Regions from separate parts of the Homo sapiens genome. Here region 2 is linked to region 1. The links are chromatin loops, found by intact Hi-C in ENCODE. Cell type or tissue: left ventricle myocardium inferior. All regions are shown on one strand. Links, peaks and the distances in the headings refer to the core of each region. The heading gives the core; the rest is flanking DNA. Region 1 has its middle 13 kb from the start of KIAA1217. Region 2 has its middle 96 kb from the start of KIAA1217.

Region 1 (15,109 bases), core at 6,975-10,974:
CTGAGTCAGGAGAATCGCTCAAGCCTGGGAGGCAGAGTTTGCAGTGAGCCGAGAACCCACCACTGCACTCCAGCCCTGGTGACAGAGCAAAAAAAAAGAAAGAAAAGAAGGCAGTAATTTTATCCAACACCATAATATCTGTGTTTGTTTTAAATATGTTTATTTGTAGTGTTTTAAGTGACTTAGCTCTTCAATTAATTAACTCCTTTATCCCACCTCCAAACCTCAAGTAAAAGTGAAGCCTCAAAAACATAAGCCATAATACTAATGAGCTTTCCAATACTTTCTGTCATGCCCCTGGGAATTCTCAGGGGTAGAGGATCACAGCCAGGGATAAATCACATGTAAAAAAGGGTCCCTTATATCCAGCTTTGAACCTCTAGCCTGTGGCACAGTATGAGGTACACACCTGATTCAGTGATTATTGTATGTGGAATTGACTGAAATTGAAATTGCAAGCATTCTCTGCAGTATTCAATAGGCTGCTGCCTATTTCAGTTTATTCTTGGTGTTGTTCTAACTAAAATGGAATCTCTCTTCTGTAGGGAAAGAAAGATGGAGGTTGGGCCTTAAAGAATCAAGTGTAACGTGTTTGTCCTTTTTCAGGAGTCAGCTATTGAAATCGTCTTTGTTAGTTCATTCCTCCCAACATGGAGGAGACCGGACACTTTCCTCAAGCCTCATGTCCATGGGCTTGATGATTGATGAGTCAAAGCTTCATATTCCTCGGCCGGGTGCAGTGGCTCACGCCTGTAATCCCAGCACTTTGGGAGGCCGAGGCGGGCAGATCGCGGGGTCAGGAGATCGAGACCATCCTGGCTAACATGGTGAAACCCCGTCTCTATTAAAAATACGAGAAAATTAGCCGGGCGTGGTGGCAGGTGCCTGTAGTCCCAGCTACTCTGGTAGCTGAGGCAGGAGAATGGTGTGAACCCGGGAGATGGAGCTTGCAGTGAGCCAAGATCACGCCACTGCACTCCAGCCTGGGTGACAGAGCGAGACTCTGTCTCAAAAAAAAAAAAAAGAAAAGAAAAAGAAAGCTTCATATTCCTCACCTGGAATCTGGGGATGATGATAGTACCAGCCTTATCAGGTCGTTGAGAGGAATACATGATCCTACCATTGAAAGCGCTTGACCTGCAACCTGACATAAAGTGTACACTCATTCAAAATAGCTGTTGCTACTGTTAAGTGGTTGGCCGAAGGAGCACAGAGATCATAGGATGACCCCAAATCATTTTGGCTAAAAATGCTTCGAAAATATGCCCCTGAAACTGAGGAGCAATTCTAGACAATGATTGGTCGCCTTGGTATAGAACTCTACAATTCCCACAATTAATACAATAATTTAAAATATTTTTCTATCCCTTATCTTCCCCCCAAACACACATGTGCACACACTTTTACCCATGCAGAGGAGAAAGAGTAATACCTTTTTCTCACCCATCACAAGGGTCATGGCTGATACCCTATAACAAAAGACAGATTAACAAGAGAAAAGCAAACAAATTGATTTAATGTAAGTTTTACATGGCACAGGAGCCTTCAGAAATGGAGATCCAAAGACCTAGGGAAGACTGCGTGTTTTTATGTTTGGTTTGATGAAGAATGGACAGTCTTGTACAAGTATGATTGGAGGCTGAATGCAGTGGCTCACTCCTGTAATCCCAAGGACTTTGGGAGGCCAAGGTGAGAGGATTGCTTGAGGCTGGGAGTTTGAGACCAGCCGGGGCAGCCTAGTGAGACCGCATCTCTACAAAATGAAAATTTTAAAAATTAGCTGGGTATAGTGGTGCATGCCTATAGTCCCAGATACTCAGGAGGCTGTGGCAGGAAGATTGATTGAGCCAAGGAGTTCAAGGCTGCAGTGAGCTGTGATCATACCACTGTGCTCCAGCCTGGGTGACAGAGTGAGACTCTGTCTCTATTTAAAAAAAAAAAAAAAAAAGTATGATTGGACATACAAAGGGTATGATCTAATGATAATAAACTGAGGGGGAGCTTAGCAAGGCCTGTTTGTTCAGATTCTTCTTGACCTCTCTTTGCGGCAGGCGTTTCCCCTTGGTATAAGGCAAGATACCTGTCACTTAGGGATCTTATGGCCCATTTTCAGGGGAGGTTGGTCAGAGAATTCCTTTATGGCTGGCTCTTAAACAGAAAGACTGGGGAAAGTCAAAGCTAGTGACCTGCAAGGTACCATATTTTGGGGTAACATGTTTTGCACCCCAATGCCCAGAAATAGTAAAACAGCAAAGCAGGAGGAGGTTTTACCTACAGGTCCCATGCGGTAGCCATTTCTCATCCTTACTTCGAAAGCCTGAACTTCCCCAAACAGCTTATTCTATGTGAGGCGCTGAACCCAAGCCTCCCTTGACTCAGAGCTCACCGTATGGTAGAATGGTCAGCAGCCCTAAATTCCCGTGGGCTTTAGAAGTTAGGGCTTTCCCACAGCAGGATTGCCCTGGTTGACAAACACAAGGAATCCAGAAGTTTCTCCTACCCACAGATTCCCCCATATTTCCTGGGAGAACCCAGTGCTATCTAGGAGTTCCAGAATTAGGACGAGCCATGGAGGATATCCTGTTTAAGGGAAGGCAGGCTGCTGACCAGTTATTTTCTTAACACCTTTCCATCCTTTGGCACCTACTCCAGGAAATGCCAGCCAGAGCTCTCCAATTAGCTACCATATGGATAGAGTCTATAAGAAGAAAATGTATAATCCATATCAGTTAAGTGCTCTGAAGAGCAGATCATTCCAGGGAGGGAAAGGGATAACCAGGACATGGGTTTGTCATGCTTAAAAAAAAATGATCAGAGGCGGGGCTCGGTGGCTCACACTTGTAATCCCAGCACTTTGGGAGGCCAAGGCTGGCGAATCATTTGAGCCCAGGAGTTCAAGACCAGCCTGGCCAACATGGTGCAACCCCATCTGTATACAAAATACAAAAATTAGCTGGGCAAGGTGGTGCACACCTATGGGAAGCTAAGGTAGGAGGATGACTTGAGCCCAGAAGGTTGTGGCTGCAGTGAACTGAGACTGTGGCGCTGCACTTCATCCTGGGTGATAGAGTAAGACTCCTCTCAAAAAAAATAAAAAACAAAAGATCAGTCACCTTGTACCACATTGTCTAATTTTTTCATAATGTAGTTTTACTCTATTTAATGTGATTTAAAGACCTGCATTCCTGACTATTAATCTGGTCAGGAATAAGAAACATTTAACAGGCACAATAGGAAAGTTCTCCATTCAGGAGAGTTATATAAGGTTTGGAAATACCTGCAAAAATCAGACATACTATTTGATAGTACAATAGGGTGACTATAGTCAACAATAACTTAATTGTACATTTGTGTAAATGCATTGTTTGTAACACAAAGGATAAATGGTGCCCCCCTTCTCCATTATGTGATTATTTCACACTGCATGCCTGTATCAACACATCTCATGTACCCACAAATATATATATATATATATACCTATTCTGTACCCACAAATATTAAAAATTTAAAAATTTACAAACAAAATTCTTGCAAAAGCAACCCAGAATAGGATCAAGCCTGGAGGCAGTGAAACTGTAGTGGGTAACAGATTTCATTGCCAGCTTCATGGTTGAGGCATGTGTAACAAAGGACTTATTAGCAAGAGAAAAGTGTACAAATTTACTTTTTATTTTTTGAGACAGAGTCTCGCTCTGTTGCCCAGGCTGGAGTGCAATGGCGCAACCTCAACTCACTGCAACCTCCACCTCCCAGGTTCAAGCAATTCTCATGCCTCAGTCTCCCAAGTAGCTGGGACTACAAGTGTGCACCACCACACCTGGCTAATTTTTGTATTTTTAGTAGAGACAGAGTTTTGCCGTGTTGGTCTGGAACCCCTGACCTCAAGTGATCCCCCTCCTTGGCCTCCCAAAGTGTTGGGATTACAGGCGTGAGCTACTGCTCCCAACCACGGATTTACTTAATGTAAGTTTGGGTTGACACAAGAGCTTTTGGGTGTTAACACAAGAGCCTTTGGAAAGGAAGATCCAAAGAAAGAGGTGAATGTATGTATGTTTATGCATACGTCTGGTGAAGAGCGGAACAGTCACGCAGAAGTATGATTAGAAGATAAAAGGAAGTGATCTAATGGTAATGAACTTAGGGACTCAGCGATGATTCTTTGTTCAGATTCTTCTCTATGTCCCTGTGTCTTCAGAGACAAGGATGCTCCTTTCTTCCAGGTATAGGGAGGGCATCTCTCACATTAGGGTCTTGCCACCTGCTTCAGTGGGAAAGGATAAGGGGAAAGGATAAGGGGAAGGTGCAAGAAACCTTCCTGCTTCTGCTGTTTTCTCAATGTCAAGGTATCATATTTGGGGGGTAGTATGCTCTGGACCCCATCAAAGCAATCATTGCGACCTTGTTTTCCAGTGTCATCCCCATAAGGTTAAGTTCATCACATCCCATTTGTTCACAGCCCAGGCTTCTAAGAGAAGCACATTTGGGACAGAGGGCATGGGGCCCTGAGATGGCCCTCCAACCTCAGTTAGAGGTCACACCCACACCAGGACTCTTGAGGTCCCTCAGGGGCTTGGAGAAATGCACAGGACCCAATTCACTCTGCATGTGTGACCAGAGGTGACATTTACAATGTCTGGGGTGGTGCTTACAGCAAGACCTTGGGAAGATTATGTTATTTGGTGTTTCTTTATTTATCTTTTTGAGACAGGATCTCACTCTGTCACCCAAGCTGGAATGCCTGGTAGTGCAATCATAGCTCCCTGTGGCCTCAGACTCCTGGGCTCAAACGATCTTCCTGCTCAGCCTCCTGAGTAACTGGTACTACAGGCATGTGCCACCACACCCAGTTAATTTTAAATTTCTTTTTGGAGAGATGGAGTCTTGCTATGTTGCACAGGCTGGTCTTAAACTCCTGGGCTTAAGCAATCTTCCCATCTCAGCCTCCTGAGTAACTGGGACTATGGGCATGTGCCACCATGCCCAGTTAATTAAAAAAAATTTTTTTGAGAGACGGGGTCTTGCTATGTTGCCCAGGCTAGTCTTAAATTCCTGGGCTTGAGCGATCTTCCCACCTCGGCCTCCCCCTCCTGAAGTGCTGGGATAACAGGCATGAGCCACCACACCTAACCTAAGCTTACATTATTAATGGCTAAAAAGCTCTAGCTTCTTAAGGTTCCCTCAGTAAAGATACAAATCTTATAACTCTGATTTTATAGGAGTCCTGCGGACTTATCTGGAGAGAAAATTTGCTATGAAGCAACAGTCAGATACAAGATGTTATACCAGTGTTCAATTTCAATAGCTGCTTCAGAAGCTGTTCCTCCCTGATCCAAATGTAGCCCTGTGTAGACAATGGGGTCTTTGCTGTCCTATCTCTGGCGATCTGTCCTGCTCAGCTATAAACACAGCGTTAGATGTTTCTTCATCTTCCCCATGGTCAGGTCAGATAATACTTATCTTCCTTTATCTGTGGGGGAGAACTCTCTAAATTGTTGCTATCTAACCTGAACATGAACAATGGCTTAAATTGTTTCTTCTTGAGGAAATAAACGAGCTGCGCCATGCAGAACTGCGCTAATCCAGATAACTCCATCTGGGTCAACAGTAAATGAGGAAAGTGCTCAGTTCTTAACATTTGACAGTTAGAGCAGATCACAGTACTCAAGGATTTTTTTTTTTGTATGAACTCCATCTGCAGCGTTTTCTACACACACACACACACACACACACACACACACACACACACACACAAAGCAGTCACGTGCATGTTCATGTACTTTGGTTTCTTCATTTGGAGATAATTTAAAATAGGCCAGGTGCGGTGGTTCACACCTGTAACCCCAGCACTTTGGAAGTCTAGGTGGATGGATCACCTGTGGTCAGAAGTTTGAGACCAGCCTGGCCAACATGGCGAAACCCCATCTCTACTAAAAATACAAAACTTAGCCAGATGTGGTGGCGCACACCTGTAATCCCAGCTACTCAGGAGGCTGAGGCATGAGAATCACTTGAACCCGGCAGGCAGAGGTTGCAGTGAGCTGAGATCACACCCCTGCACTCCAGCCTGGGTGACAGAGTGAGACTCCATCTTAAAAAATAAAAATGAAAAATAATCTCCAAGGAGCCTATAAATACATTACCAAACCTATGAAACCTTTCCCACCAATCTTGGCCTTCATTTCCCTCCTCTCCCCTCCCCTCCTCTCCCCTCCCCTCCTCTCCCCTCTCCTCCCCTCCCCTACCCCACCCCACCACTCCCCTTCCTTCATCCCTTCCTTCCTTCCCCTTGCTATGTTGCCCAGGCAGACCTCAACCTCCTGGCCTCAAGCCATCCTCCCACCTTAGCCTCCTAAGTCACTGGGACTACGGACACTTGCCACTCCACCTGACCTCTGGCCTTTATTTTCACTCTGCTGAACTCCCAAACCAGGTGTGTCTACAGCTCACTTTGTCCTTAGCACAGGCAGCCTCTTTTCTTTGTTTTGGGGGTTGTTTTTGGAGACAGTCTCGCTCTGTCAACCAGACTGAAGTGGAATGACATGATCACAGCTCATTGCAGCCATGATCTTCCCATCTCAGCCAGGCTCAAGCGATCCTCCTGCCTCAGCCTCTGCAGTAGCTGGGACTATAGGCATGCACCACCTATAGTCACACCCAGCCAATTAAATTTTTTTTTTTTTTTTTTTTTTTTTAGAGAGAAGAGTCTCAGTATGTTAGTCAGGCTGGTCTCTCAAACTCCTGACCTCAAGTGATCCTCCAGCCTTGGCCTCCCAAAATACTGGGATTAGAGGCATGAGCCACAGTGTCCAGCCCGTGTCTTTATTTCTATTGTATATGACTGTTCTTCTCTGTACGAGGATAACAAGTCCCCAGTCTTATCCCTCCATGCTCCTTCCAAGTGCTGGAGGCCAAGAGGAGAATGAGGCTGTCTTCCTCCTCTCCTGGTCCCCTCCCTGCCAGGCCACCCTGGGTGGGCTGTATTCTTCCAGGGAAGGCAGATTCCTCCAGGCAACCCTCCCCTTGACTCTCTCTCTGGGCTGGGGAATGAGCTTTCTCCTCTTGCTCCTTCAGGCCTAGGAGAAGTAAGAGTCCCTGTCCCTGGACTGCAGCATCCCTGGAAGTATGATCAAAACCCTGTCCAGTCCCATGGAAACTCTGCAGTGCCTTTTATTAAGCTTCCTGTATTTCCAGCTACAAGATGCCATGTCTTCTTAATCCAGACCCTGACCGAGAAAACCATTAGGAGATGGCTCAGGAGTATTTCTCCTTGTTCCAGCTGAAGCCCAAATCATCCTTCAATGATGGCTCTGACTCTGCAGGTTGCCCAAGACAAGGAACCCAGAAAACAGGGCTTTTGTGGACGAGGCAGCCATGAACCTGCCCTGTCTCGAAGGTTCTTTGGGGATTAATTGTTGGGACTGGGGATAAGCGTTTCTGTTTCAGGACTTCTACCTCCAGAAAAGAACAGAGGGAGGTTGGAATCAGAGGGCAACAGAGCCACTAAGATAATATGTGAAAATGCTCCCAGGAAAGTCAGAATATGGGAAAATCTGATGACAGCGAGATACTGAATGAGAATTGTTTTTAATCCGCCAGGAAAGGAAGTGGCTCTGGGGAGAGCCACTGAGGAGCAAATCTTTTAGGTGAAATGTGCTAAGAAAGGGAACTTAGGAAAGGTTTTGCTTTGGTTTTTGTTAGTTTTTACAAAGAACTAGGGCTTTGCTGATTATGTCATTGAAAAAATATGTATTGGCTGGGCGCAGTGGCTCACGCCTGTAATCCCAGCACTGTGGGAGGCTGAGGCAGGAGGATCGCTTGAGGCCAGCAGTTTGAGACTATTCTGGGCAGCACAGCAAGATTCCATGTCTACAGAAATTTTTTTTTACATAATTATCCAGGTGTGGTGGTGTGCACCTGTAGTTCCAGCTAGTGGGAGGCTGAGGCAGGAGGACTGCTTGAACCCAGAAGTTCAAGGCTGCAGCAAGGTATGATTGCACCACTGCACTCCAGCTGGGGTGACAGAGTGAGACCCTGTCTCAAAACACACACACACACACACACACACACACACACACACTGCCCTCACAAGTTGGAGCATACTTACATTAAAGGCTTTATTGTTACCTGATTTGAATTAATTAGGCATCCTGTGTTTTCCCTGGCAACCCCACCCAACGCGCAGTGTCTCTGGTCACAGTGCCTGGAAGGAGCACATTGGGGCCTCACAGCTTCCAGGCAATTGCACAGGAGGCAGCTCAAAACAGTAATCAATCTTGGGAAATTTTCCTGATTTCTGTTTTCATGTTTACATTTTTATTAGAAAACAAAAAGCATTGCCAAAAGTGGATGTTTACAATTGCTTGGGGGTAAAATATTACTATGATTCCTGATTCTTGCTGTACCAAGTATCGGGGATGATTAGGGAGAAGAAATCCAAGAATGCTTTCATTGGAAATTCAGGAAAAAGTTTACACCTTGAAGAGGGCAAGGCTGACGTTCATATGCAGCCTTTTGACTCTCTCGCCCCCTAGTGGCCATATGCCTAAACAGGGGTTTGCGTTCCTGCTGGTGACAGTTGCGTCCCCTTGGACTTCTCCATTGCACTAACTCTGCAGTAAGTGAAGTAATAATAAAATACATAGGAAGGTGAAGGTCCAGGCATATCTAAGCCCCAAAACCAGTCTGAGCGGTGCGTAGAGACAGGGCCGAGGTGCAGATGCTGCGCTGCTCCCCTGTAGCCTCCAGCTGTTTTATGGGGCTCCTGGGCTAATAGGGGAAAATCTGGCTTCACACCCTGGGGATTGAATCTGCCTAGAGTTGGTTGCCTTTATTTACACTCATTTACCCAACAAATATTTCTGGAGTGCCTACTATATGCCAGGCACCGTGCCAGGTGCTAAGCATCATTACACTTCACATCCTTCACTACGATATGGAGTTAAACGAAAGAGTTTGCACAGAGTTCTAGAAATTGTACCCAAAGCAAACTGAACACACAGCTAGGCACAGGCAGAAATTTGAGAACTGTGAGGGGATCTATATAACCAATGACCTTTTAGTTAAACTAATATCCCTGCCACATCCTTTCTTTATAACTCATATATACACGGTTTCAGCATCTTTTTTGATAAATGGTCATTAGACTTCTTGACAACTATTTATAATTCGGCACCCAGTAATCAATCAGAGTTGCATATGGTACAAAATTAATGCCATGTGATGTGCCTGGAGCCATTTCTGACTTATGGAAAAAAGATGGTGTTGGCAGAATGTTGAATTTTCATCCCTGTTTCTAGAACGTGCAATGCTGACTTGCTGACATTGAAAGAATGTACCAACAGAAACCTATTAGAGCAGTGAACTTGTTTTGGAAATAGTTGGGTTGGGCCTATTTGTGGTAGCACTGACCAAAGTCAATCAGGGAAAAGAACTGAGGCGGAATGTTGAAACATAACCTGAGTTTGTTCAGCAGTCTGGAGCATCTCCCAACTTCCACTACCCTATGTGCAATTTAATTTCTACATCCTGCCAATTTTACTTCCTGAGTATTTCTCAAAGCTTTGCCTTCTTTTTATCTTTATAATTCCCTTAGTTTCAAATCTCACATATTTTTTCCTGAATTACTGTAACAGAAACTTTATTGTAATCTCTTTTCCTGCTTCTCTCAAATCCATTCTCCACACAGATTTATCTCAAACACAAATCTGATCATGTCCTTAGTCTGCTATTGTCTTGTTCATGACTCCATGGTGCTTGCAGGACACAGTTCAAGCTTTTTGTGCATGAAATGCATGGACCTGACACCTGTCCTGGTGCGCGGAATGCATGGGACGGATAGTTGTCCTGCCACATCCACCATCATTCCATCATCTTTCCTATCACATCCCTCCTGGGGTTTTGCAGGTGCTCTGAATTGGTCTGTGAGCCTATTGAGTGAATATCCAAACATATGCATCCACCTCTGTGCTGTGTTGCTTATGAGTTTTCTCCTTGGTAAACCAGGTAACCCTGATGTGACCGAATGCCATTATTCAAAACATGTTATGAGTCTGTGTTGTTTTAAAGAGTCCCATTATCAGTGGGTAATATTTCTGTCCGATTCCAGAAGCTTACTGCCCTTCTCTTCCCCACTTCTCAGCTACAGAGAATTCTTCAGCTAATTCTCTTTGGTGTTCAGGATTTCATTAATCGGATTCTGACCTCAACATAAAATGGAAATGTTTGGGATACTGGGTGGGCGTGGTGGCTCATGCCTGTAATCCCAGCATTCTGGGAGGCTGAGGCGGGTGGATCACCTGAGGTCAGGAGTTTGAGACCAGCCTGGCCAACACGGCAAAACTCCATCTGTACTAAAAATACAAAAATTAGCCAGGCGTGGTGGTGCAGGCCTATAATCCCAGCTATTTGGATGGCTGAAGCAGGAGAATTGCTTGAACCCGAGAGGCAGAGGTTGCAGTGAGCCAAGATCGTGCCACTGCTCTTATCTCGAAAAAAAAAAAAAAAAAGCATTTACTCAGGATCTGTGTGTGCCTCGGGCTGTGGTAGGAAATGGGGATTCAGAGACAATAAAGCTAGTCTTACTCCTTGGTGACCTCATAAATCTCATGAAAGAGGCTCACATATAAGCAAAGAAAGTGCGACAAATGTTCAAAAATCTACGGCTTCTCTGATCAATGTCAACATCCTTGGCCTCCACCACTGGCAAACTGGGGCTTAATAGTTTTTTGAAAAACTGAAGGTGTGAGTGAGTAACGAGATGGATGAATTGATCATCTTTGGCCTAAAGCAGTACTCTCCGAACTACTAGGCCTTAGGAGGCAATGTTCAGTATTACATGAACAAGCCAGGTGTGGTGGCTCACGCCTGCAATCCCAGCACTATGGGAGGCTGAGGTGGAAAGACCAGGTGAGGCAAGGAATTCAAGACCAGTTTGGGCAATATAGTGAGAACCCATTTCTATAAAAAATTTGTAGAAAATTAGCCAGACATGGTGGTGTGCACCTGTAGTCCCAGATACTCAGGAGGCTGAGTTGGGAGGACCACTTGAGCCCAGGAGTTTGGAGGAGTTTGGGGCTGCAGTGAGCTGTGATTGCACCACTGCACCCCAGCCTGGGTGACAGAGAAAGACCCTTTCTCAAAATAGAAAAGAATTAAATAAACAAAACATTTTACATTTTAATAGTTATATATTTACTATACAGGATGTAAGAAAATATGCAACTGTTTTATCAAACCCAGAATCTAACAATAATATAGATGAGAGGAAGCTTAATATTTTAAGCAAGTCAGTATAAAGTTAATACTAATATAAATGGTAAGAATTTGACCCAATTACCTCTTAAAGACCCCACCTTTCCACATTGCCACACATTAGTGATTAAGTTTCAACATGAGCTGTGGCGGGGACAGACATTCAAACTATAGCCGAAGAGAAATTGTTGAAGTTTGGGAAACAAAGTAATTTTCACTGTTTCCTTTTCTTCAGGTTTTATTCTTTCCCCAAATTCAGCCTACAGTTGACTGTTTTATGTGCAACCAATGGCAATTTTTAACTATGGAATTGAAACCTTTGAAAAGATAAGACAAAGCTGTGTGTGTATGTGTCTGTTTTTAAAGATGAATCAAACTGTGTTTATTATTTATTTTATTTCATAAGTGATTCTGTAAACTGACCACGTGAATGTCCTGATTTTCATAGATTATGACTGGCTCAGGTGACAAGAAATAGACATACTAATAACCTAAGAACCTTGGGTTATTATTTATATTTGGAAGTAAGGAAAAACAGGAAATGGCTTTCCCAAGCCTCCTGAGCAGCATTTAGGAGACATTTTATATATTTTTATTTATATATTTATATACATATTTTAGGATAACATTTAGGATACAGCAGTAGTGGCATCAGGCTGACAGAAACTCTGGGAAACCCACAGTACACTGTCCTTCCCCCCCATGCACCCCTGCCCAGGCTTCAATGTCTCCACTCCTGCTTCCTTCTCTACCTCCTGCTGCTACGCGGTCTGCTCTGCTGATCTCTCTCTTTCTCCTTTTCTCTCTTTCTTTGGTTTGTGTTGCCTCATGGCTTTTGGTTGCTGTCACTTTTTTCATTATTTTTTAATTTTTTTTTTTTTTTAAGAGATGGGGCCTCGCTGTTTCCTAGGCTAGAGTGCAGTGGAGCTATCAGCTCACTGCACTCTCAAACTCCCGGGCTTCCGGCTAATTTTCTGAAAATATTTTTGTAAAGATGAGGTCTCGCTGTGTTGCCTGGGCTGGCCTCAAACTTCTGGGCTGAAGTGATCCTCCCACCTCAGCCTCCCATGTAGCTAAGACTACAGACAAGAGTCACCAAGCCACCATGCCACTGAGCCACTGTGCCACTGCACCACCTGGCTATGCTTGCTGTCTTTGTGCACCTCAGCTTTCGCCTGCCATACTGCCTGCATCTGGGGTGACCAACTCAACCCAGTTTTCCTGGGACTTTTCCAGTTTCAGCACCAGGCCACACCCAAAGTCATAGGTGAACTGGGATGTTTGGTGACGCCACCTGTATCCCTTCGCTATATATTTCATATTCGAATTCTGTAAAGGAGAAGAGGGGAAATCTGACTGGATCTCTTTGTCCCTTGTCCAACCCGGGGAGCATCTGAGCTCTTCCAGCTGAGCCTACTGATTGCACCAGTCAAGCTTGGGGGTGATGAAAGGAAGCATCCCCAGCTGCCTTTCTCAGAAGGGGCCTGTGAGCAGAGTGAGCCTGGGAATATCATCAGGTCCTGTAGTCCATTTTCCACACCAGTTTGTATCAGTGCTGCTGCTGAACATGTTGGGTGAAGGTATGTGCAGATGAGAGGTGGCAGTAGGGGGCAAGCAGAAACAATTTTAAAAATCATTGCAGCAGCTGGGTGCCATGGCTCACACCTGTAATTCTGGCACTTTAGGGGGCTGAGGTGGGTAGATCACCTGAGGTCAGGCGTTCGAGACCAGTCTGGCCAACATGGTGAAACCCTGTCTCTACCAAAAATACAAAAATTAGCCAGACGTGGCGGCACGCACCTGTAATCCCAGCTACCACGGAGGATGAGGCAGGAGAATTGCTTGAACCCAGGAGGCGGAGGTTGCAGTGAGCCAAGTTCCCAAGACTGTGCTCCAGCTTGGGTGACAGAGCAAAACTCCATCTCAAAAAACAAAAAAATTCGTTGCACCTTTTTTACTTTTATGAACTCAAGCGTTACACAAATTAGGCTCCTAATATAGTGTTATGGAAACCCTGGCCCAACCAGTCATTAAATATTTTATCCCACTCAATATTGTCCAGTTCAGAGATTGTAAATTTTGCAAAAGGGAGTGTTTACAAAGCAAAACGATGTCATCTGGGAAATGAAGAATGTTAAGCTCTAGCAGCCCTGGGGAGAAACACAAAATGCACTTCGGCTTAGGGCAGAGAAGCTTAGCCATCAATACTTTGTAAATCCTGGAGGGCTTCCTCTACCTCCTGCATGCCAGCACCCCCTCTACCCACTTGGCTCCAGAAATTAGTCCTTCTGTATTAAAACTGTTTTTCCATCTGCAAGGAACAGAAGTCCCCACCCTGCCCTACCCCGCCTCTGCTTCCGCCCCACCTTCAATTCTGTGGACTGAGGTGGGGAGAGAAAAATAAAATCACTGTAAAAATACTTAACTTCTGAAGCACGTGACTGGCTTTCAAGAATTCTATAAACTCGAGGGTGAGGCACTTGAAGAAGTTGGAGGCATGGCTCAGGGCAAAGCAGGGGCTACAGTGAGCCCTTTGAGTCTCTGGACACCCCTCTCGAGCGCCCCCAACCTCCTGATCACCCCTGATCCTCCTATCCAGCACCCCATTCCCAATTCTTCCTGGTGTTCTGAGACCCCCGAGGGAGTGCAGGCTGCACGCAGGCAGGCGGCCCAGCCCCGGGTGCTGGGTGACCCCCTCAGCTCCAGGTGTGGCTGCAGGACTGTCAGCCTCCCGGGGGTGACATGGAAAGGTGAATGTATTTGCACTGCGCCTTTCATTCTGTAACATCTGTGTCTCTGTTTCTCTTAAAGCCTATGGCCATCACTCAACCGGAGGCTGAGAACTGATGAAAAAGTGGAACAAAAACAAAATAAAACTAGCTGCGTTGTTGAAACAAAGTCAATTTCAGTGTTTATTTGGCAGAGAAGCCAGTAGAGGTGATCAAAGTGATCAGGGCAATTCACTTGTTTCGCTGGCCCTGGGAGGGAAGGTGAGGAGCTCTGAATTCCAAAGGTAGGGGGAGAGGAGAGCAAAGCTCAGGGGAGAGAGCGGTCAGGAAACTCCCTGGGCACAGGCAATCCCTGCCAGGACTCCAAGACACCAGTCACAGGCTTCTCCTTCTCCTGCATCAGGGTGACCTGCAGGGCCCTGTTCTCGGAGCCTCCACCCTCCACCCTGGGCTGCACCACGGCCCCCAAGCCTTCATGAGCACCGTTGCCCAAAGGCTGTGCTCTGGTTGCACCCTTGCTCCCAAGCTCCCCTCACAGGCGCTTTCCCCTATCCTAGCAGCTCCACGTCTCCTCTGCTCTGAGGGTGGTTTCCATCTTTGGCCTCATCCTCCTGGAAGCCCTGCCCCCCAGGGAGGTCCCTGGCATCACAGTCTTAGCTTACAGACTAGAGGTCTCAGTGACTAGAGCAGGCGCCCAGCTGCAGGGAGACTTTGATAAATATCTATGGCCGAACTGCATGATGCCTTAGGGCTCTTACAGCAATGCCCCCCAAATAATACCAGACCCAATTCTATAGTTGAAAGAAGAGGAATTTTAGAAAATAGGTATACCGGGCCAGGGGCAGTGGCTCATGACAGTAATCTCAACACTTTGTGAGGCCAGGGCTGGAGGATTGTTTGAGCCCAGGAGTTCAAGACCAGCCTGAGCAACATAGTGAGACCTAATGTCTACAAAAAAATATAAAATTAGCCAGGCATGGTGGAGTGTGCCTGTAGTCCCAGCTACTTGGGAGGCTGAGGGTAGAGGATTGATTGAGCCCAAGAAGTTGAAGCAGTGAGCTGTGATCATACCACTGCAATCTAGCCTGGGTGGTGGAGTAAAAACTTGTCAAAAAAAAAAAAAAGAAAGA
Region 2 (15,109 bases), core at 7,059-11,058, 82 kb before region 1:
GAAGAGTAGAAGTTATTAGGAAGTTGGAGACCAATTCTAAGCACCGGGAACCTTGTGATGGAATGGGATTTTGTGCAGCTGGGATTTTGACAATGGGATTTTGACAATACCACACCACATATCAGATGGTGGCAGTGTATGTGATATGTTCTGTGTAATCATTTCCAGGACACAAGGGTGGCAGGGGCAGTTAGTTGTCTGCCGTTGCCTCCTTGGTAACAGGACCCTGATGCTTGGCTGGGACGATGGCACCTAGAAAAGGATTGCATTTCTCAACCTCCCTTGCAATTAGGTGTAGCCATGTAATTATCTGGAGACTAACCAATGAGATATAAGTGATCAGTTGTACAGGACTTCAGGAAAATATCTTTAAAAAGAGAGGGTAAGAACATCTTCTTCCTGTTCTCCTTCCTCCTGCCTAGAATGTAGAGTAAATGGATGGTGCTGCAGCAGCCATTTTGAACCATAAGGTGACTTGGAGGCTGGAAGTCCACTCTAGCCTACTAGATTATAAAGCCTGTAGGGGACTTGGTCCCTGATTATATGAATTTCCCATTCAAGCTCTAACTGCCTAAGTTGACTTCATTTACATGACAGAAAAAAAAACCCTTGTGTGTTTATGCCTCAGTGATGGGAGTTGGAATCTCAGTTACCTACAGCTGAATGACGTGCCAGGAATCAGGAGGTCATTGAGTATCCCAGCTTATCCCACCTTACTGTTGTCAAGCATTCTATACCAGATGTACAGCAGAATGCATCTCAACTGTCTCATCCATTTTCATAATTTTTCTGCCTAAATATAAAAGACAGGACCAGATGCCTGTCCTTTGGAAAATCCCCACCAGTTATTTCATCACCAATTCTTTTTTGTTGTTGTGTTGTTTGGTTGGTTGGTTGGTTGGTTTTGTTTTTTCTTTCCAACTTTTAGGTTCAGGGGTACATGTGCAGGTTTTTTACATGGCTAAATTGCATGTCATGGGGGTTTGGTGTACAGATTATTTTGTCATCCAGGTAATGACCATAGTACCCAATAAGTAGTTTTTCAATCCTCACCCTCCTCCCAGCCTCCACCCTCAAGTAAATCCCAATGTCTGTTGTTCCCTTGATTTTGTCCATGTGCACTCAGTGTTTAGCTCCCACTTATAAGTGAGAACATGCAGTATTTGGTTTTCTGTTGCTGCGTTAATTCACTTAGGATAATGGCCTCTAGCTGCATCCATGTTGCTGCAAAGGACATTACCTCATTCTTTTTTATGGCTGCATAGTATTCCATGGTGTATCTGTACTGCATTTCTTTATCCAGTTCACTATTGATGGGCATCTAGATTGATTCCATGTCTTCACTATTGTGAATAGTGCTGTGATGAACATAGGTGTGCATGTGTCTTTATGGTAGAATGATTTATACTCCTTTGAGTATGTGCCCAGTAATGGGGTTGCTGGGACAAATGGTAGATCTGTTGTGAATTCTTTGAGAAATCTGAAAACTGCTTTCCACAGTGGCTAAACTAGTTTACACTCCCACCAGCAGTGTTTAAGCATTCCCTTTTCTCTGCAATCTCACCAGCATCTGTTACTTTTTGACTTTCTAATCATAGCCATTCTGACTGGTGTGAGATGGTATCTCATTGTGGTTTTGATTTGCATTTCTCTAATGATTAGTGATTTTGAGCGTTTTTTCATATGCTTGTTGGCCACACATATGTCTTCTTTTGAGAACATCACCAAGTCTAAAATTATCCATCTTGGAAGTGAATGTCTGGCTAAATCCAATCTTCTAACAATTTTTAACAACACTATCAGAATCTTTTAACAGACCTTGTACTCACACAAGGGATGAAAGTGTTGCTTAGTGCTGCAAAGGGGAAGAACAGTACTAACAAAATACTGTTTAGGTTATCAGCTTTAAGTCACTTTTATAGGTATAGAACTAGCAAGTGAAGCAGAAAAAAAATGAAATATTAATGGTTTGATCACATTACTCTGTGACATTGTAGGTGGCAGGATGGGGTTGTCCAGGTAAAGGTAGGTCTGGGGGTTCATCTGAAGAGTCTACAGGCACACAACAAGCATCAGAGGTCAAAGCAAGGAAGAGGGAAGAAGTAGCCAAGAAGGTTCCAGAAGCCTGCACTTGTTAGATTTGACTTCTCATCCTAAGGAAGGCTATTTTATTTTATATACTAGGTGTGAGTGACTGTGTAACCATAGGAATTGTTTATAATGGAAAGAAATCACACATCTTCAGAAAAATGCTAACCTCCACTGAGGCAGAGGCAGAAACTCTAGGATTACTTCACAGCCAAAAATATTTCGGTAGCAAAAACAGATAAGAATGCCTGGTGACCATGTTATTAACTAGAATTCAATGATTGGGGGTTTCTTAAGATTGAAAAGACTTTTGAGGTTGTATAGTAAATAAGGGCTGGAGGGAAAATTTTTAAATGTGGTACTTGCAGTTTTAAAACATATTCACAAAATATATCTTGGAATTTACTGCCCAGAAAGTGTGGCTTGAGTCCTTTGTATAATAGTTAAATGAATAGCAAGAGAAAAGAAACCTTGAAGTCAACTAAAGATTAGAAAAATGAGGATCAGGAGTCATCTTTTACTAACTCAATGGCTTTTTTATGGAATGATAAAATTAATGGATGAGGAGAATGCAATCGATGTAATATATCTGAACTTTCAAGAAGCAGCTATTATTGTCATGTCACAGAATGATACTTGATAAGTCTATTCAATCATGCCAAGATCTAAATATGGCCCCTCAATTGGAAAGTAGATGGGAATCTAGGCAACATAATAAATAATGAATGATTGGGGAGACAAGAGGAATCAACATGTTCTCAAAACTTTGTTTTGTTTTGTTTTGTTTCGAGACTATGTTTCACTCTGTTGCCCAGGCTGGAGTGCAATGGCTCAATATCGGCTCACTGCAACCTCCGCCTCCCAGGATCAAGCGATTCTTCTGCCTCAGCCTCCCAAGTAGCTGGGATTACAGGCATGTGGCACCACACCCAGCTGTTTTTTGTATTTTTAGTAGAGACGGGGTTTCCCCATGTTGGCCAGGCTGCTCTTGAACTCCTGACCTCAAGTGATCCAACGCCTCAGGCTCCCAAAGTGTTGGTATTACAGGCATGAGCTACCGTGCCTGGCCAAGACTGGGTATATTTGAATTTCACTTTATTTGTCACTCCTTTCACTAATGATCAGAGAGATGGATCAACACCATGAGTAACAACAAAACAAACAAACGATGCCACTAGGGGTGCTTACATTATTTAATGTCACAGATGGAAAGACGCTAACTCTTTTGTCTGTGTTCCCAGTTGCCTTTTTTTAAATTGGGATAACTATCTTGTTTTATATAGTTAATTGAATTTATTAACTTTTTGGTTGAACTGTGGTCTCTTTTTTTTTTGATTAACATGTTTGCAAGATAGATTACTGAGCAACGTTTACATTGAGCTATAGATTTATGATCTTTGTACGGCTCCTATCTTCTGTCAATAATTCTCTATGTGGATTAACTGCACTGGAGAAAACCAGGGGAAAAATGAACAGATGGAAACTGGAGGGTGGGGTAGGAAGTAAGTTCATGGGGATCTGAAATCAACAGAAATCCAGATGGACATTCAAGGGAAATTGAAGAGTGTTAAAAAAGAGGAAAAAAGTGCTTGAAAGTGAAAGGAAGAATGGTGAAAGGAAAGATAAGTCCAGGAATAAATGTAAAAAGAACGAGGAATAAGAAGTCAATGTTTGGGGGATATAAAAAATATAGGAAGAATTCAGTAGCTGTCAACATGACAGTCATAAAGGATTTGGTTTGAGATGGATTTGGAATCGATCAAAACGGAAATAAAAATTCTATTAGATTGTTATTGATGTCATGGTTTGTTTGTTGTTGTTTGAGACAACGTCTCGCTCTGTTGCCCAGGCAAGAGTGCAGTGGCACGATCACTGCTCACTGCAGCCTTGACCTGCTGGGTGCAAGGGTTTCTCCCAACTCAGCCTCCCAAGTAGTTGGGACTACAGGCACGCCACTATGCGTAGCTGATGTTGTTTTTGGTTAATAATTGTTTACAAACCTATCAAGTGCAAAGTGGCTCTGGTATAACTATAGATGAGAATGGACTTTGAGACAGTCTTAATTACTTGAGTTTGTATAAGAAAATGGTGGTTCCTAATTCACTTTCCATGTTGGTAAATTAGTTCATCTCTGTCTTCGTCCGAAGACAAACTAGTTGTACATTTGTATCAATTATAGCAAAGTATCAGCACAGATCTTCAGAGTTCTCTCTTATCCATATGAGAGAAGTATTATTAAAATTAGTCTATTCTGTCACTTTATTCAGTGCTCGTGGGGAGCCAAAAATAGTAAAAAAATGCAGATTCATTTTTCAAAGGAGGCTGTGTGTACTATTATATGCACTATTAATGATTGTTATGATTAAACAACAAAAACATACAAATTTAAAGTATTTGGCATCCCTTGAGTGGTGAAATGAAATGTTGCAGTTATGTGGCTACAGAAGAAAAATGTATTCAGATTAAGGCACATTTATGCAAAATCCTGCCCAGTAATTTCTTTCCTGTCTTCCTGGCCTTGATTCCTTCTGTGGGCCTTAAAAAAAAAAAAAAAAACTCAAAATGTATTTGTCTTAATTTCTCTACCTAAAACAAATGGATTAGAAACCTTTGTTGAACAGCCCTGTGAGAAATAACTCATTAATAAATGTGAAATATTGCCCAATGGCAAAACGGCATAAGTTTTAAGTGCTCATTATGCCAGTAAATGTTTCTGCATTGTAAATTTGGATTTTAAGTTATATGGAGAAAAAATACTCAGGTTAGAGCAGAGCAGGTTTTAGTTTCCTCAAAGTGCATATTAAAACTGAGATAATTTGATAGCCAACCACCAAAATCTATTTTTAAGTTATTTTTTTCAGTTACGACATATTTTTAGTAATTTTTTTCTTTATGCATTCTTATAACTTAAATATTCAGATTTTAGCTACAGAGGGCATTGTATTAATATTTTCAGTGACACATTAATGTACGCCAAGAATGATTGTATTGTGTGGTTTGTTTATACCAGTAGTTATATTTGATGTTAGCTATTTGGTACAAAATACAATTCTTATACATTATGGGAACATAAACTTTATTGCTGTCTCATTACCATGCAGAAGCCAAATATGAGCAAAAGAATAATATCCTGTATTAATCTTCCAAAGGTTGGCTATGGATAACCCAACTGATTGTGTTACAGTTTAATTAATGGAATAAAAAGGGAATAAATAGTTTCAATTCTGCCTAATAAAGGTAATTCTCCCATGGCAAGATATGTACACTGAAACATGATAAAAGAATTCTGATGGAATGGCTTTTTGTCTAGTTGAATAACGCAATATTCTCTTCTGTGCCCGTAAAAAAAGATATCTCCGTCCTTAAGGCTATATTTTGTAGTGTCATTTTAGGTATTCATTTTGGGGGAAAAAAAAATCCTTGCTTATTCAGCTTTAAGGAATTAGATCTCATTGAACTAGAAAAAACTATCTAAAATAGCTTAAAATGTTTTTTGATTTGTGAAATATAAAAAGTCCTCACTGTGGATAAGTGAAGCCACATTCATTTGAGCAACTTCACTGACCTTTTTCTCCTCTGCATAAACGCTTGTCCGTTGCTGATGGTTCTGTGGAAATGTCTGCAGGCAGAAAAAAAAATCAGAGGGGTGTATTTTTGCAGCAAAAATTTCAGATGAAGGGGTTTGTATTTTTAGATGGCTTAGTTTTTTTGAGTTTTGTTTTTTTGCGACAGGGTCTTGGCTGTCATTCAGGCTGGAATGCAGTGGTGTGAACACAGTTCACTGCAGCCTCGACCTCCTGGACTTAAAAGATCCTCCTTCTTCAGCCTCTCATGTAGCTGGCACCACAGGCACACACCACCATACTCAGCTAATTTGTTTTTGTTGTTGTTGTTGTTGTTTGTTTTGTTTTTGTTTTTTTGTAGAGACAGGGTCTCACTATGTTGCCCGGGCTGGTTTTAGACTCCTGGGCTCACACGATCCTCCTGCCTTGGACTCCCAAAGTACTGAGATTAGAGGCGTGAGCCACTGCACCCCATCAAGATGCTTGATTTGAGTTAATTACAGACATTTTCCTGTAATTTTAAGATTTTCTGCCAACAAAAGCATTGGAAGAAAGTAAAACGTCACTACATATGTTGAGGTATCCTGAATAGTAGGGCATATTTAAAGACAAAAGAAAATGCAACTAGCTTTACTTTCTTCCACAAAATTAAGGCTACCTCTAAGTCTTTCTAACTTCACACATCTGTAGCCAGTTGGTTCAACCACCCAGGAACAGATGGTCATGAGGCCAAGATGTTTTATTTCTGTGCGAACAGGATGGCTTTGTTTTATTCCATAGGCTCAAGTATATAGCCTGGTGTCGTGGACTGAATAGTGTTCTGAAAAATTTATGTCCACCCAGGACTTCAGAATGTGACCTTATTTGGAAATTGAGCCTTGCAGATGTAAATTGGTTAAAATGAGATCATACTAAATTAGGGTTGGCCCTAACTCCAATGACTAGTGCTCTTTTTTTTATTTTATTTTATTTTTTTTTGAGACAGAGTCTCGCTCTGTCGCCCAGGCTGGAGTGTGGTGGCACAATCTCGGCTCACTGCAAGCTCCACCTCCTGGGTTCACGCCATTCTCCTGCCTCAGCCTCCCAAGTAGCTGGGACTACAGGCGCTCGCCCCCATGCCCGGCCAATTTTTTTTGTTTTTTTAGTAGAGACGGGGTTTCACCGTGTTAGCCAGGACGGTCTCGATCTCCTGACCTCATGATCCTCCCGCCTCAGCCTCCCACAGTGCTGGGATTACAGGCGTGAGCCACCACGCCTGGCCATGACTGGTGTTCTTATAAGAAGAAGGGCCACACAGAGACACAGGAGAATGCCATGTGAAAATAGAGGAGGCAGGGATTGGAGTGAGAAACCAAGGCCTGCTGGTAACCCCCAGAAGCAAGAGAGGAGCACAGAACAGATTCTCTCTCCAGCCTCCAGGAGGAACCTACCATGACACACCCTGATTCCAGGGTGAGAGAGTAAATTCTTATTGCTTTAAGCCACTCAGTTTGTGACAACGTGTTACAGTAGCCAGGGATAACCCCTAGACCCGGACATACAGCTTGATCATATTCTACCGGTCACACAGGCATTCAATGGAGACTGTAGACATCTAGGTCCACCAGTGGGAAATAATAGCTATTTTCTAAAAATAATACCTATTTTTAGAAAAGCATCTTCACAATTTAAGGTTATAACTAATGTGCCCAAGTCCATTCCTGGTAAGCAACAGCTCAGGCTCTTTACTTAACAAGGAGCATGTCCAGAACATGCAATCTCAAAAGTGCTACTAAATTCTGCCACCTCAACAACACCAAATCTGATGACAAAGCAGTAGAAAAGCTTTTTAAGGAAGCCAGTTTGTTCCTGCAAGAGTGTCTTTAATTAGGGATGAGTATTGTAGAAGATGACAGCATCCACTCTATTTTAAACAGAAAAGGAATTTTGCTCGCAAAATCACTGGAAAGGCTAGAAGATCAGGATCTAGGCTGGGATTCCAAAAGTGGCTTCCTAAAATGACACCACTGAGCAGAGCTGGCTCCTGGGGAACTGTGCCCTCTGTCAAGACCGGGAAGACGAGGACCAGGAAGCTGCTGTCCCAGATGTCCACTCTTGTATCTCACCACCTGATGCATTATCCAGGGAACTGGAAGCCCCTGCCATGCCTCCCGGCTTTTGGGAACACATTGCTTCGCTCTCTTCAGAATGAAAAAGCTGATAGCAGAACCGTTAGCAGAACCAGCTACATATTCATGTGGCCAGTGCAAAATGAAAATGCAGACCCCCATGTTCACAATTATTAAGACCCAAGACAGCAGCAACAGAGCATTAAGCCAAGCATGGGGCCCTTCTAATCATGGGAGTCCTGTGTGACTGCTCTGGTCACCTCCCATAAAGCTGGCCCCAGCTGTTGGCTTCAGAGCCATGGTGGCCTGATAATCTACATCGGCAAAAGGGATCAACATGGATGCATCCTGTACTATAACTCTTCCTCACTTGAGTCAGCAGAGAGTTTAAGACTTTGAGACTCTGGAAGACTGGGAGGCAGGGCCCTGGCTGCAAGGGAGTCTGAGGAACGTCCTTGTTAGCTGTCCAGGCTCTGCGGTGAAGGAAACACTCCAGAAGGAGCTGCAAAAATGCTGACTGATGGATGCAGCACACCAGCATGGCACATGTATACATAGGTAACTAACCTGCACATTGTGCACATGTACCCTAAAACTTAAAGTATAATAATAATAATAATAAAAGAAACAATTCCAAAAAAAAAATGCTGACTGAGTCTATCTACTGTATCCACCCAAGTGATAATTTTTTGCAGAGCAATTGGTTCTCTTCTCACTTACAGACCCCCCCTGTTGCAGCCAGCTAAGTGCTTTCTATACACAGCACTCAACAGACAGCTGGCAGAATCATGTGTGTATCTTCTCTGCACCAGGTGTGTGTTAGAAGATCAGAATACAGTGCTGACCCAGGAAGACAAGGTCCCTGCCCTTTGATTTCCCTCAAGTGAACAGACACGAGAAATTAACAAGTGAACATTCTCACTCAGTCCCATCTTTCTTCCCTTCAATCCATTCTCAACAGCACATCTGGAGAAATCCTTTGAAAAACACAAATCAGTTCACACACATTCCCCTGCTTAGATTATTTCCATAGTTTTGCCTTGCCCTTGGAAAAAAGCCAGACCTCCTCATCAATCCTGACAAGAGCCTCGCACCATCTGGTGTCTGCCTATCTCTGATGCTTCCCCACTTGCTAACTACGCCACATCAGTGTCCTCTCTGCTTTTTGGAGCATAACAAGTTCCATCCTATCTCTGTCTTTGATTTTGAGCTTTCCTAGCTCACTGCTCAACTGGTTCCTTCTCAGCTTCCGGCATGTGGCTAAAATGCTACCTTTTCAGGAAGGTTCTCTCTAATCCTAAGATAAAATCCCCACCTCAGCCCAGTTTTTCTACATCATATTGCTTTGCTTATTTATCCCCACTTATCACAATCTGAAGTTAGCCTGTGTATACATTTGTGTGTTTCTCTTTCCTGTCCATGAGACCAGAGGCCTTGCCTACCTGGCTCAGTGCTTTACCCCAAACTCAGCACAGCACCTGCGTATAGCAGGAGCTCAAGAAATATTTGTTGAGGAGCTGTTACTGACAGATTGGTACATTTTTTAAAAATAGCTACATTCATGGAAAGTCAGGTTTGCATTCATTATTTAGATGAAAGAAATTGAACCTAAAAATGAAGCATTATTTGGGATAGCTATGGAGTTTAGGAAAATTAAAGCAGAGAGTTCAAGGCAACTGGCAGTCATCAAACCATACAGGTCAGCTATTCTGGGAAAAAAAATGTGGGCTGGCATTGGGGTAAAAAGGCCAGGCCAAAAACTGTCCAGTAATACACATGATCTCACACTTGTTTACAGGTTATTTTGAGGCTGTTCTCTTCCTGTTCCCAGTGAGTGATCTTCCTGCTCACAGTGAGATCACTTACTCACTGAGAGCAGAGACCTCTGTCTTTCTGCAGTGGCCCCCAGTGCTCCCAGTAGCTCTAAGAGCAGCTTCCTGCTCCTTGTTTAAGTTCTCTAAGGATGGAAGATGCTAAGCACTGGGAAGGCTTGACTTTCATGCTTTTGCATGGCGCCACCAGGTAGGATGGCCAACCATCTGGATTCCTTGGAACTGGGGAGGTTCCTGGATACGGGGCCTTCAGTTTTAAAACCGGAACAACCCAGGGAACAAATCAGAGTACAGTCATCTTTCCATGGGGGCACTAGAAAGAAGGTGGCTTCATTCTTATTTTTGCTGATGGTCTCAGTCCGACCAGCTTGCTTCAGCCCATGTCATACTCCATTTACTCACTTGTAACTAATCTTTGTTATTTTGCCCTCCCCTTGTGGCTTCATTGTGCTTCCCAATCCTCACTCTCAGCCCTGCTTCTCTGACTTCCCTCGTTGACAGTGTCTGGATTCTTTCTCTGATTGTGTCATACTGCAACACTCTTACATCACCTGATCCATCTTGCCCCCTGGGATCTTGGGGGTTCTACCCCCACCCCAGGCCTCCAAGAAGCCCCGTTGTCACACTTGCCCCATGAGTAGTGGTAGGACATTGAGTGATGAGAATTATCTATGAATACAATTATGGTGATACACCTCTGACTGCACAGCTCAGAAAAAAAAGGCCAAAATATTCAGGAGTTATCTGGTGACCCTCTATCATACAGAGGAGGAGTCTGAAAACTTTCTCTGTAAAGGGACAGATGGCAAATATTTTGGGCTCTGCAGACCATGCAGTCTCTGTCGTAAGCGTGCAACTCTGCCGTTGTGGCAGGAAAACAGCTGTAGACAATATGGCAACAGAGACTGCATGGCCTGCAAAGCCTAAAATATTTGCTATCTGTTCCTTTACAGAGGAATTTCTCAATTTTTATGTGTTCCAATAAAACTTTATTTACAAATATAGGCAATGGGCCTAATTTGGCCCATGGGCCATAGTTTGTGGATCCCTGATGTAGAACAGCCTTCTAGATGATTTTTAAATTTTTTATTGAGTCTATAAAAGTTTTTTTTGTCCTCACCACTCATGGATCAGCCATAGCTCCGCACACACAATTTACACATCTTCTTCCTAATAACCCTCCTTACCTCTCTTAATTTTTCATAGTCATTTTCCTGTGCTTATGGAAACTTTTACTCCACAAAAATTAACTCTTGCACCAAGACACACGGAAAGAAAGACTGTGTGGTACTTATTTCTAGAAGGATGTTTAACACACATTTGTAATATGAAAGATAGTTAGGGAGTTAGAGTGAACTGTTAGGATAACTGAAATTAATACACGGTTACTGCTTTGTTAGATTAATAGGGCTCTGATGGGCAGGAGTATCCTTATTCTTGGTGATAAGGAAGGAAATAACTCCAAATAGTGTTTTTTTTTTGGGTGGGGGGGGATGGAGTTTTGCTCTTGTTGCCCAGGCTGGAGTGCAGTGGCTCAATCTCGGCTCACCGCAACCTCCACCTCCCAGGTTCGAGCAATTCTCCTGCCTCAGCCTCCCTAGTAGCTGGGATTACAGGCATGTACCACCATGCCCGGCTAATTTTGTATTTTTAGTAGAGACAGGGTTTCCACATGTTGGTCAGGCTGGTCTCGATCTCCTGACCTCAGGTGATCCGCCCGCCTTGGCCTCCCAAAGTGCTGGGATTACAGCACTGTGCTGGGCCCTAATAGTGCTTTTAAAGGTGAGTTTTGGGGCTGAGCATGGTGGCTCATGCCTGTAATCCCAGCACTTTGGAGAGTCAGTGTGGGAGGATTGCTTGAGCCCAGGAGGTCGAGACCAGCCTTGGCAACATGGTGATGCCCCATCTCTACAAAAATTAGCTGGGTGTGGTGAGTGTGCCTGTAGTCCCAGCTACTTGGGAGGTTGAGGTGAGGTGGGAAGATCACTTGAGCCCAGGAGGTTGAGGCTGCAGTGAGCTGAAATCATGCCACTGCACTCCAGCCTGGGCAACGGAGTGAGATCCTGTCTCAAAAATAAAAATTAAAAAAGTGAGTTTTGGGCTATTCACTATTTCTGGTTTTGTTTTTGTTTTAAAGTTAAAAAGTCTCAATCTGTGGTCAGGGCTCTGCAGTCGTAAGCAGCTTATGCAGAGTCCTGCTTTCTTCATATGTGTAATTTAATGTTCCTGAGCAAAGCAGTATCTTCATCACATATTTTGAAATGTGCTTCGCTGAAAAGTGTACTTTCATACGGAAAAGGGGTGGTAGGAGAAAGAAAATGCTGATAACATTTTAAATTAATCTTTAGGAATGCACTCACAAAATGCATGGAACTGGAAACTGCTTATATCAGATAAGAAACCTGGGAAATGAATGTGAAAAGCCAAGAAAGGGGAGGAGGGTGGGAGAAACGAGAGGAAGGAAAAATAACTATCAAGTACTTTGCTTAGTACCCGGGGTGACCAAATCATCTGTGTACCAAACCCTGACGTGAATTTACCTCTATAACAAACCTGCACATGTACCCCTGAGCCTCAAATAACGGTTAAAAAAAAAAAAAAAAAGAAACGAAAGTCATGGGAAAGAAGACTGAATCTAGCAAAACGTCCTTACGTGCATTTCTCTGGTCCTGAGGTAAGATGTGGTTGCAATAGGGGTGATGACAAACAGGGCCCTATAATGTTGTTGAGCCGCCTCCGCCACTTGCTTTCGGTGGAGTTATTGCAGGATGACAGAGTTCTCTGTAGCGCAGAGACAGCATATATGGGCTCATTGCTGAGCTGATTCTGCTGAGCCTAGAAAACCGAGCGCCTTAACAAGTCAATTCCACACCCCCTCGAATTTGTGCCTCGGTAGGGAGTCCTCAGCAGGAAATCCTCCATCTGTTTTCCTTTACTACAAGGGACTTCAGAGAATGAGTTCATTTCTCTTCAGACATCCTCACGTTGCTGTAAAACAGCACCGGGCTGAGTGAAGAGAAATGTCACAAGGAATACAAGAGGACGCCTTCAAACAGAGATAGCGGAGACAGTTACACTCTGAATTAGAGTCTAGCTTTGGAGAGGATTTATTTTTCTTTTGTTACTTACATCCTGGATTTGCTTTTTTTTTTTTAAAGGCAGCTTTGTTTTTTACTATTTCTAGTAAAGCATGGACATTTGAAGAAATAAATATAAAAGGAAGATTTCTCAAAGATTTGTCCTGTTGAGTAATGAAGCATACCCTGAGGACCCAGGGAGTAGAACTAGATCAGTCTTTCTTTTTGAGCAAAAAAGCCTAATTTGAAATTCAGGATTACTTTTAAAATATCACTCAAAGTAAGTACTTTGTCTTTGTTTTTTTTTCTCTTTTCTTCCTTCCTAACCCCCTAGTCAGCCTTTTTTGCATATTATAATCTCAATGAAGTTATCAGTTGTACTATAAATATGAGTAAAATGATTTGCCAACTCATAAATTACTTACAAGATGAGATACTGAGTTTTCTGCTGTGAACACTGTTCAGTACTAGCAGGTAGCAGGCAATATTTATAGTAATGTTTATGTTTTTATGTCAAGACTCATTTGATTTCATTAACATGTCATGTGAATATCTTTTGCCTCATTTCCTCCAATAATATAAACGATATTTTAACTTGGAAAATGAGCAAGCAAAAGTCTCTTCTGAAAAGAGCATTGTTGCCCTAGCAAGCAAACCAATTTATTTCAACTTTTGTCGACTTCTCTGGAATATTTAGGTACATTTGCTGAAAGATCTGTAAATCTAGAGAGTAAACTTAGCTAAAACAATAACTCTTGTGAACCCCTTTTGAAATTGCCATGAAATCATATTGCAAATGTGTAAAAATTTTTAAAAAAAACAACTCTATAGCAAAAGGATGTTGAAACATAAAAATACGTCAAACTGCTAATATCTTGGGTTGCACTATTAGGCTGAGCTACAGCTGTGTGTGTCTTGAAGCCTCCTCAGAACTCCAGGAATCCAGAGCTGTGAGGCTGATCTAGCTGTATGTGGTTAAAGGATATACAGGTAATCAGAGAGGTTATCTAGAAGGGCCCAGAATGTCCTGTTCCCTTAGGGGCTCCTAACATCTACCACCCATCCCTCTACCCTCTCGTCCTTATATAGTAGCTGTAAATCCTTAAAGTTTGCTATTGGAGGGGTCATGCTACCTCTCCCAGCAGTTATTTTGGGGAAGAGATGGCTGCTTCAATGTGCTGTCTGGCCAATGTCTGGGCAAGAAGGAACATTAAAATGATCTGTGCTTCCTACACATCCCAGGTCCCCTAAGTCACAAAAGCCATCACCTGTACCAAGGCTCTCTACGGACCAGCATGTCTGCAGGAGAAAGACAATGGGTGAAACCCACTTCCGTGGAAGTAGGGTGCTGCATTCTTCCTCCAGCTTTCCCTATTCTTTAGATACTGTCTGCCTCGACCTCCAAGAAACATGATTCCTATGCGTCATCTGTTGCCATAGCCAAGTGCTCCCAGAACCGGCCTTGTTACTGGTTAGCCCTTCAGTTAAAGATCATTATCTGCCAGGCCATCTGTTATTTTCACTTAGGAGAGTGTATTATTTCAGACCTATAGATGTCCTTTAAATTTCCCCTACATGTTGTGTAGTAACTAGATGTAGTCCAAGGGTAAAGTCCCACTGTGAACAATGGGAATCAGAGTCCCACTTTTGAGAGCATTTGTGACAATGGTATAATCTTGGATGGCCATGAACCCACCCTTGGGAGACGGGGAGGGGAATCTGAGAACAGTGAAAAATGAAATAAAATGAGAGTCTGGTTCTTGCCATACAGAACAGTGGTTGCTTTCAGTGGGATTACTTGCTTTCTGGTGTAGCTATGCTTAAGAATTCGTGCTTCTTGCTATGGGGCATAATGTTGCCCCTATAGCCTCTTTTATGAGTGCTGGCTAGCTCCCATCAACTATGGTGATCTTGGCACGCCACCTTTACAAAAGGGAGCCATGAAGACTAGGAGTTTTCCTACCTCGCACATTCCTCCTTAACCAGTTAAGAAAATGCTCAGTAGACTTTGCCTTCTTTAACTGGCCTGTTTTCCACCTGCTAAATGAGAATGTGCCTTATGACTTCTTTTCCCCCAATGGAAATTGTATTGCTGAATTTCAAAAGGCATCAAGTCATCTCTGCAACCCTGGGGCAGCTGTCATTTGTAAAGAGAATGGTTTGCATTGAGTGGCTTTTTTATGAACCTATATTCCAGTCATATCTGAACTGCCACATCCTGTGGTACAAGGAGATGATGATGAGGAAGATGTTGATGACATCTAGCAAGTATTGACTGACATCCTTTGCTAGGTGTGATACTAAATATTCTGTGACACTTATCACATTAAATCCTCCTTACTTTACCTGTGTAATGCAGGTAATAGAGGCAGCTCATTCACGTATTTCAATGGACAGGGGAGGAAAAAGATCCAAGAATGATCCTGTCCACTGGCATCCTG

The links. Hi-C counts contacts between places; a loop is a spot of excess contacts. Peaks named below come from ENCODE experiments on the same cell type or tissue, not always from the same donor. Only the 100,000 strongest peaks of a DNase experiment are listed, where the experiment ranks them.
Region 2: a loop joins it to region 1, with 2.4 times the contacts of the local background. A loop is called at or near these places in 8 of 110 quality-filtered maps.

Annotation. Positions count from the first base shown.
Region 1 is chr10:24,188,096-24,203,204 of GRCh38, forward strand. It overlaps a transcript of KIAA1217 not described here. Among named protein-coding and RNA genes, the nearest start is that of KIAA1217, 13 kb to the right of the region's middle. RefSeq lists an enhancer at 14,147-14,912. In left ventricle myocardium inferior, for the core only: CTCF peaks have their summits at 8,538 (motif pointing left) and 8,760; a DNase peak (open chromatin) is centred at 8,546; H3K27ac peaks cover 1,657 bases.
Region 2 is chr10:24,105,974-24,121,082 of GRCh38, forward strand. It overlaps a transcript of KIAA1217 not described here. Among named protein-coding and RNA genes, the nearest start is that of KIAA1217, 96 kb to the right of the region's middle. In left ventricle myocardium inferior, for the core only: no CTCF peak of the experiment used is centred there; no DNase peak of the experiment used is centred there; H3K27ac peaks cover 2,492 bases.